2 separate regions of the Homo sapiens genome follow, and region 1 is linked to region 2. The links are chromatin contacts, found by Hi-C or POLR2A ChIA-PET in ENCODE. All regions are on one chromosome and are shown on one strand. Each heading gives the region's core, a stretch centred on a gene start or an enhancer-like site at or near the end of the contact. The rest is flanking DNA. Distances are from core to core; before and after follow the strand shown. Region 1 has its middle 22 kb from the start of TSPAN9. Region 2 overlaps TEAD4 (TEA domain transcription factor 4).

What was found. Hi-C counts contacts between places; a loop is a spot of excess contacts on that map. ChIA-PET counts read pairs that join two places held with the same protein, here RNA polymerase II (POLR2A). Pooled maps may share reads with other maps.
Region 1: a pooled map of posterior vena cava shows a loop between it and region 2 (6-fold over the local background). The contact joins two enhancer-like sites. A Hi-C loop is called at or near these places in 1 of 50 pooled maps. POLR2A ChIA-PET finds 5 or more read pairs at or near these places in 5 of 52 experiments (OCI-LY7, Panc1, WTC11 and 1 more).

Annotation. Positions count from the first base shown.
Region 1 is chr12:3,052,688-3,057,231 of GRCh38, forward strand. No RefSeq gene overlaps it. Among named protein-coding and RNA genes, the nearest start is that of TSPAN9, 22 kb to the right of the region's middle. Within about 2 kb of position 2,460, at least 5 of the 41 ENCODE cell types and tissues checked have a DNase peak (open chromatin) inside an H3K27ac peak, as active enhancers do.
Region 2 is chr12:3,001,284-3,006,161 of GRCh38, forward strand. The region is part of intron 3 of TEAD4 (TEA domain transcription factor 4); the gene reads left to right. Among named protein-coding and RNA genes, the nearest start is that of TEAD4, 44 kb to the left of the region's middle. RefSeq lists an enhancer at 2,080-2,961. Within about 2 kb of position 2,513, at least 4 of the 41 ENCODE cell types and tissues checked have a DNase peak (open chromatin) inside an H3K27ac peak, as active enhancers do.

The DNA of each region.
Region 1 (4,544 bases), core at 1,210-3,709, 51 kb after region 2:
GGCTTCCCATGGCTGTTGGCCCTTTTGCCCTTCTGCCTTCTGCCAAGTGAGGACAGTGTTCCTCCCCTCTGGAGGATGCAGCTTTCAAGCCACCATTGTGGAAACCAAAATTGGACCCTCATCAGACACAGAATTTGCTGGAACCTTGATCTTGGACTTCCCAGCCTTCAGAACTGAGAGAAGTAAATTTTTATTTTTTATAAATAAACCAGTCCCAGATATCTGTTATAGCAGCGCAAAAGGACTAAGACAATGCTTTCTTAGACAATGGGTTGCTCAAATGTCGAACTCTGCTGTTTTATGCTATTTCTATAGTTTACTTTTCAAGATTTTACTAATATAAGCTTTACAATTTTATAATGTACTGATACACATTTTTATGGTGTTCTTATTATATTCCATGGAAAATGGCAAAATAAATTTTAAGATTCCAGAAAAAAAAAAAAGAAAGAAAGAAAGAAAAAGGAGTGAAGAAGAGCATGCCCCTCCCTTTTGGGAATTTCTGGAAATTGCATTTCTGCTTACCTTCATTGGCCTCACTTAGCTGCAGGAGCCCCTAGGAAATATAGTTTTTATTCTGAGTGACCATATGCCATATGGAGGAATCCTATTACTCAGGAAGTAGAGGAAACCAGGGATCTCTACGACAAATGCATTTCTCTGCCCTCATCTTAACTCTCTGTCAATAGCATTTGACCACTACTCCTGGAAACTTTTTTTTCTTTTTTAGAGATGGCCTCACTCTGTTGCCCAGGTTGGAGTGCAGTGCCGTGATCATGGCTCACTGCAGCCTTGAGCTCCTGGGCTCAAGTGATCCTCCCACCTCAGCCTTCTGAATAGCTGGGGACGCAGGCATGCGCCACCACGCCTGGCTAATTTTAAAATTTTTTGTAGAGACAGGGGTCTCACTATGTTACCCAGGCCAGTCTCAAACTCCTGGGCTCAAGAAATCCTCCTGCCTTGGCCTCCTAAAGTGCTGGGATTACAGGCCTGAGCCACTGTGCCCAGCTTCTTCTTCTTCTTTTTTTTTTTCCCAGAGACAAGATCTTGCTTGGTTGTCTGAGCTGGAGTGCAGTGGTGTGATCATAGCTCACTGCAGCCTAGAATTCCTTGCCTTAAGCAATCCTACTACCTCAGCTTCCTGAGTAGCTGGGACTACACGTGCATGCCATCGCACCCCGCTAATTTATTTCATTTTATTTTTTAGAGATGGAGGTCTCACTATGTTGCCCAGGCTGGTCTCGAACTCCTGTACTCAGGTGATCCTCCTGCCTTGTTTTCCCAAAGTGCTGGGATATGGGCATGAACCACTGTGCCCAGCCACCCTGACTACAGCACTTTTCAGTTTACAAAGCACTTTCTTTTTTGTTGTTGTTTTTGTTTGTTTTTTGTTTTTGAGATGGAGTCTCGCTCTGTCGCCCAGGCTGGAGTGCAGTGGCACGATCTCGGCTCACTGCAAGCTCCGCCTCCCGGGTTCACGCCATTCTCCTGCGTCAGCCTCCCGAGTAGCTGGGACTACAGGCGCCCGCCACCACGCCCGGCTAATTTTTTGTATTTTTAGTAGAGACGGGGTTTCACCGTGTTAGCCAGGATGGTCTCGATCTCCTGACCTCGTGATCTGCCCGCCCACCTCAGCCTCCCAAAGTGCTGGGATAACAGGTGTGAGCCACTTCGCCTGGCCCCCTACAAAGCGCTTTCAAATACAACGTCTTTCTTGCCGTTTACAGCTACACTGTGATACTGTAGACATCCTCTTCACAGATGAAGAAATAGAGGCTCAGAGAAATCACTAACTCAACGCCACTTGGTTACTAGGTTGCAGATCTTGCACTGTACTTCAACTTGGAAGTCCTGGCGCCTCCACAGTGCTCGTGAAAAGAGGTGGACAGCAGGTGACGCATGTGCAGGGTTTGCCTAAGGCCAGGTAGGAGAGTTGGAAGCTGGCCCTGAAGGCCCCAGAGAGCACCAGCATTAAGGGAGAAAGCAATCCCTTTTTGGTGCAACAATTACCCTCCTTCCCTGCCTCTCTGCCTCCCTGCCTCCCTGCCTCCCTGCCTTCCTACCTTCCTTCCTGCCTTCCTGCCTGCCTTCCTGTCTTCCTGCCTTTCCTCTCTCTCTCTCTCTTTTTTTTTCTTTTTTTTAAGACAAGATCTCATTCTGTTGCCCAGGCTGGAGTGAAGTCGCCCGATCTTGGCTCACTGCAGCCTCTGCCTCCTAGGCTCAAGCAATCCTCCCACCTCAACCTCCAGAGTAGCTGGGACCACAGGCACACGCCACCACGGCCAGCTTATTTTTCGGTATTATTTTTTTTTTGTAGAGACAGAGTTTTGCCATGTTGCCCAGGCTAGTAAAATATTTCTATAGGGGTGATGTGGGGTGCAGGAGATTGTGGAGAATAGAGGGAAGTAAACATTAGACAAGCACCACGAGAGGGAAATGTGCTTGCCAGCTGGCGCGCTAGCAATCCCATCTTAGAAGTAATCAGGGAGTAATCAGATGTTCAGACCAAGAGTCTGCTGAGTGTCTTGTGACTATATCAATGTTTTCTCAGAATCAAAGGGATCTGCTTCTCTTCACAGCCTCGCTCCCTCAGAGGCCAAGCTGAGAAGTTTTGAAGTTTGGCATGATTCTCTTATTCTGCTTTTCCTTGTCAGTAACTACTTTGCTGACTTCTTTCCAATTTCTTTCTCTAAATCCCCACCAATCCTGCACAGACCCTTTGGGGCTGGTGTCTGCCAACATTATGTTGAAGTTGCCGGGGACACACAGATTTCTGATTTTAAGCTGTTTAGGGGTTTGCACCGTCTTAACAGCAAGCAAAGGTGAGTGACTTGTACGTAACTCGCTCAAGTTGACACAGTCGGAGAGTGGAAGCTGGGACTCAAAGCCAGCCTGTGACTTCTTAGACCACACGCTGTCTCCCAGCATTAGTTCTGGAAAAGGAAGAGCCCCCAGGAAACACCATTCCGTCCATCACATCCCTGTGCCCCTTTCATCTTGACGGACCCACCCTAGCACTGGCCCTGGAGACACATGAAAGCACGCCTCAGATGCCTGCTCCTGGGAAGGCCTCGAGCCCCTCCCGGCTTATAATTGGCCCACTTGCTCTTTCTCTTCATCTGGCTGGGGCTTGGATTCCTGGCTGGAGTCCCTGGCTTTGATATTTGCTTTTGCTCTCCTGGTTTGGCAACTCATCACATTCCCCGGGTGGCCTCCATTTTCTGTTAGCCCTCTGCCCTGCTCCCTCCTCTGGGTTTGTGTCCTCCCAGGGCCTCCAGTAGGAATTCTAGGAATGCCTAGAGTCCAGACAGGCCTCATTCATCCCATAAACATGTACTAAGCACCTAGGGTGTGTTGGGCACTGTTCTGTCTGCTGGGGATGCAGCAGTGAATAAAATCAAAGTCCCTGCCCTTAAGGAGCTTATATTCTACTGGGGGGAGTCACATAACAAATGAAGAGTTGTGTCAGGCCTCCTATTCTATTTCTCCCCCTCCCAGCCATACCCAAACTACTCTTGGATCTGATCTGCGTGACAGAGGCAAGGCCACACACACACTAGATCAACAGAGGGAGTGTGAGATGCAGAAGTGAGAGGCGGCAGGTGCCCCAAAGCCTCCTGACACAAGGTCACCGCTGCTGTGTGAAAGAAAATGCTAGAGAAGGCTGGGTGCAATGGCTGACGTCTGTAATCCCAGCATTTTGGAAGGCTGAGGCAGGAGGATTGCTTAAGTCCAGGGGTTTGAGACCAGCCTGGGCAACATAACAAGACCCCTAATCTATAACAAAACAACACTACAGAGAGAGAGGGCGGACCTGGCTGAGGGAGCAGCCCCAGCCTGTGGTCACTGGGACCACGGAAGGAGCCACATGCACAGGTGCTCACTTGTGAACAGCACCTACTTTCTGGGCTTCAGAGCGTGGTCCCCGGAAGAGTGCCAGTGCGTCATCTGGGAGCCCACTGCACGTGCAAACCTCACCCCACCCACTCCAGCCCTTCCCAGTCAAAATCCTCAGGGGGTTCCTGAAGTTTGAGAAACAACAGAGCTAGACTTTTTGACCAGGTACAGATTGATCACCCCAAAGCCATGGTCAATCCATGATAACTCCTCTCCCCCATGGAGATGGAGTAGGGATATGAGTGGGATACAGAGACTTCCTTCCATGGAAAGGTATGCATTTGAGCAGCATATTCATCACCGTTTGTAAAAATTAGTGACTTTTCTCTTTACAAACAAAACACCAATAAAAATGAATGAAAGAAAATTAAATTTGAAAGAGGTGCTTCCTTTTAATTTGACTTGTAATATTTTTAACTGTCAAAATTTCAACAAATAAATCTCTTTCTATACTTTTGTGTTAGTTTATAAGCTACTAAGTCATGGTCAGTTGAGTTTTTAATGCCTGAGGGAAGCTTTTATGCGTGGAGAGGAACAAATTTATTTGTGTATTTTACTTATGTTTCCAGTTTATTGAAGGTGTACATTTTATTGTTATTTTCATTTTTATTTGTTTTACTTTGTTTTGGGGGGACAGAGTCTCGCTC
Region 2 (4,878 bases), core at 1,263-3,762:
AGGTCAGTGGCATTAAGTACATTCACCTTTTTGTGCAACCATCATCACCATCCATTTCCAGAACTTTTCCATCATCTCAAATAGAAATTCTGTACCCATTAAACAATAATTCCCCATTCCCCTCTGCCCCTATAGCCGCTGGTAGCCTGTTCTATTTTCTGTCTCTATGATTTGCCTATTCTAGGCATTTCATAAAGGTGGAATCAAGCCAGCCGCGGTGGCTCACGCCTGTAATCCCAGCACTTTGGGAGGCCGAGGCGGGTGAATCAAGAGGTCAGGAGTTTGAGACCAGCCTGGCCAACATGGTGAAACCCTGTCACTACTAAAAATACAAAATTACAAAATTAGCCGGGTGTGGTGGTGTGCATCTGTAGTCCCAGCTACTTCAGGGGCTGAGGCAGGAGAATTGCTTGAACCCGGGAGGCGGAGGTTTCAGTGAGCCGAGATCATGCCACTGCACTCCAGCCTGGGCAACAAAGCGAGACTCTGTCTCAAAAAAAAAAAAAAGTGGAATCAGGCCAGGCGTGATGGCTCATGTGGCTTATGCCTGTAATCCTAGCACTTTGGGAGGCCAAGGCGGGCAGATCACTCGAGGTCAGGAGTTCGAGACCAGCCTGACCAACACAGTGAAACCCGTCTCTACTAAAAATACAAAATTACAAAATTAGCTGGGTGTGGTGTGCACCTGTAATTAGCTACTCGGGAGGCTGAGCCACGAGAATTGCTTGAACCTGAGAGGTGGAGGTTGCAGTGAGCTGAGATCATGCCACTGCACTCCATCCTGGATGACAGAGTGAGACTCCATCTCAAAAAGAAAAAAATGTAATCATACATATTTCCCCTTTTATGTCTGGCTTATTTCAGTTGGCATAATGTCCTTAAGGTTCATCCATGTTGTAGCGTGTTTCAGAATTTCCCTCTTTTTTAAGGCTGGGTAATATTCCATTGTATGGAGAGACTGCATCTTGCTTATCTGTTCACCTGTGGATAGACATTTGTATTGCTTCTACTTTTTGACTACTATGACTAATACTGCAGTGAACATTGGTGTACAGGTATCTTGAGTCCCTGGTTTCAGTTCTTGTGGGATTGGAATTGCTAGCTCATGTGGTAATTTTATGTTTGAGTTTTTGAGGAACCACCAAACTGTTTTCCACAGCAGCTGTATCAGTTTACATTCCCGCCAGCAATGAACAAAGGTTCTGATTTCGCATATCCTCATCAGCGCTTGTTATTTTCCATTTTTTGGATCATAGCCATCCTAGTGGGTGTGAAGCGCTATCTCGTGGTTTTTGATTTGCATTTCCCTGATGATTAGTGTTGTGGAGCATCTTTCCATGAGGTTATTGGAATAAGACATTGCCTTCTAGTGTTGTCGTAGGGATGAGAGCACACAGTAGGTGCCAAATGCACAGCACGGGGTGAGGGGAACACGTACCTGCCCTCAAGGAACTCACAGTGTGGCGGGGGAGCATGACTAGGACAGACACCGAGGCAGGAATGGGCATGCCCTCTTGGGTGGGGAGCAGTGCAAGCTTCTTGGGGCTTCCTGGAGCTGTGGCCTTGAAGCCTGGCTGATTTCACCAGAAGCCTCAGAGCCCTCCAGGGACAATGGTAGGAACAGCTCAAATGTCAGGCCCAATTGCTGCCTTCTCAGGCTTCAGTCAGAAGTTCCTTCTCCACAAATAGCCTCCTTCTCCAGCCCCAGGTGTTTATGGCTTCAGTTGATCCCTGGATAGCTGCACCCCCAACACACACACCCTGGCCCCCGCTTCCAGGCCATTGGGGATTAGGGTGGGGCAGCAAGGATGTGCCCAGCCTCCTCTCCCTGAGCCCCAACCTACAGGGGTGCAGTGTGGCACTTGCTCACTCCACCAGAGGCCTACAGTGAACCAAAGATGTCCACGCACACTTCCACCCACTCTTGGGTGGGGAGGCTTGTGCTCTCAGCTCCTCAGTCCTTTTCAAGTTTGAAAGCTAATAGCATTCGTTATAATAGGGCTTCGTTAACAATATTAACAGTAATCGCTGACCTTGCTGGCCCTCTGCTGAGTGGTGCGTGCTTTACTTACTCCATGCCATTTAACAGTTTATGGTCTAGGGGGTGGGCTGCCATGGAGAGAGGGGACTCAGCACAGAGGAAATGAGATACAGAAATGACCTAGCCCAGGCAGGATTTTGCAGCTGGGGTAACGTTTTCAGTGGTGCTATGTGGCGGAGGTGGCCGGCAGGGTGTGTGTGAGGCTGAGTGTGGGGCTAGGAGAAAGCGGAGATTCCTCCTGGATGCTGCATCAGGAATGCTCCACCCTCAGCCTTTAGGCCAAGGCTCCTGTTTCTCCACGGGCAGCCTTCGCCCCCGGTGGGGTGGGGCCGTGGGTGTGAGCTGGGGGCTGTCGGACACATGTGCTCTGACAGATGGACAGATGGGCCCACAGTCTGGCAGGGGTGTCCTTCCCATCCCCACCCAGGCCGGCCCTGGGGTTGGCCGAGGCCACCTGCCACGTTGCAATGCGCAGCTGCCTGACTGGCCTCCTCCTTCCCCAGCCTGTGTTCTCAGCCACCAGAGGGAGAAGCCTGTGGTTATGCAGCTAGGGGCAGAGCTGGGACAAGGACAAGGACAAGCCCCTCCCACCGCCACCACCTCAGCTGGGTGCTTTACAAGTTTCTCACTGCCATGGCCCTTCTTTGCCGGCCTTCACTGTGGTTCCCACACTCTACCTGTAGGCCCACGCTCCCTACTCCCTTCCCCTCTTGCCCCTGACTCTGGGGGCCTTCTGGTGTCTACATGATCCAGGATACGCTGGCTCCCACCAGCTGTGGGTACCACTGTCCATGAGTGGTGGGCAGGACCTCAGGTCCAAGTAGTTGGATCTCCCTCCGGGACCTTACCTCATGCAGAGACTTAGGAATCGGGGGGATTGATCCAAAGGGAAGGAGCAGCATCGTCCCTTGCGGAGGAAGCTCAGCCCTGTCGGGGGAGCATATCCTGGGGGGAAATAGCCAGCATGTAATACTCTCGAAGCACTGGGGCAGCCTTGGAAAACATACCTTCTCGTGGTGCCTGGGACACTAGCAAGCCATGAGACTGTGAATAAGTCATTTCCCCTCTCTGGGCTTCCATTTCATCTTCATCAGGCTAAACAGGACCTCTAGAGTCACGTGGTCCAGCCCTGCTTCTGAGAGAAGTGACCTCCAATTCCCTGTTCATTCGGAGTGGTACCATGCAGTAGCCACAGATGGGCACTGGCACCAGACTACATGGACCCGAATCTCAGCCACATGCTTGCCTACGACCCTGAGAAGATTTCTCAACCTTGCTGTTTCCCTGTCTGTAGCGTGGATGACAGTACCACCCTCATTTAGCTGTTGTGAGGATCGAAAGGGTGAATGCAGATAAAGCTGTCACAGGATACATATCTGTATCCGCACAGATACTTGTACTGATGAGGTATGCAGCAAGTGTTCATTGTCATCAAGATTTTCACAGGAGTGACAGGCCACGGCAGCTCCCTCTGTGTGTAAAGCCTGGATTAGATGCCAGCTGGCCTGGAGGCAGGGAGATGGCTGCGTTGACCTCTAGAGCACCCCTGGTGGCAGGAAGGAAGCTGCTTGGGTCCCCTTGGCTCACACACCCACAGACACCCCACACTTCACTCCCTCACGGGGGGTTCTCAACTGCCGGCATCACCCCTGACCAGCACAACGAGGCTGGAGGGTCTGAGATGAGCCAGCAAGGGAGAGGAGGAGGAAGCTCCACAGACAGCCAGGGAAAAGCACAACTTTAACAAATACAAACCTGGAGGACAGTATGCCAAGTGAAATATACCAGACGCAGAAGGACAAATGCCGAGAGGGCTCACTTAGAGGTGGAATCTAAAACAGTGGTGCTCACAGCAGCAGAGAGTAGAATGGTGGTTACTGGAGGCTGGGGCGGGCATGACGGGGAGATGTTGGTCAAAGAATATAGTTTCAGTTAGATGGGGAAATGTTTTTGGTTTCTAGTTTTTGTTTTTCCGTTTTGTTTGTTTTAGACAAGGTCTTACTCTCCCTCCCTGGCAGAAGTGCAGTGGTGTGATCACAGCTCACTGCAGCCTCAATCTCCTGGACTCAAGTGACCCTCCTGCCTCAGCTTCCTGAGTAGTTGGGACTACAGGCATGTGCTACCACGCCTGGCTAATTTTTTATTTTTATTTTTATTATTTTTATTTATTTTGTTTGTTTATTTTTTTTTGAGACAGAGTCTCGCTCTATCGCCCAGGCTGGAGTGCAATGGTGCAATCTCGGCTCACTGCAAGCTCTGCCTCCTGGGTTCAAGCCATTCTCCTGCCTCAGCCTCCCGAGTAGCTGGGACTACAGGCGCCCGCCACCATGCCCGGCTATATTTTTTTTGTATTTTTAGTAGAGACGGGGTTTCATTGTGTTAGCCAAGATGGTCTCAATCTCCTGACCTCGTGATCCGCCTGCCTTGCCCACCCAAAGTGCTGGAATTATAGGCGTGAGCCACCGCACCCAGACTTATTTTTATTTTTTTGTAGAGATGGAGTGGGTTTCACTATGTTGCCCAGGCTGATCTTGAATTCCTGGGCTTGGGCGATCTTCCTGCCTCAGGCTCCCAAAGTGCTGGGGTTATAGGTGTGAGTCATGACGCCCAGTCAAGGAGGAATGTTTTTGGAGACCTATTGCCCAGCATGGTGACTGTAGCGAATAATAACGTATTGCATTTTTCATAAGTTGCTAAGAAAGTAAATTTCATGTTCTCATCATGAAAAATGATAAGTATTTGAAATGATGGGTATGTTAATTATTTGATTCAATCATTGCAGATTATATACGTATATCATAACATCACTTTGTACCCCATAAATACAGGTTGAGCAT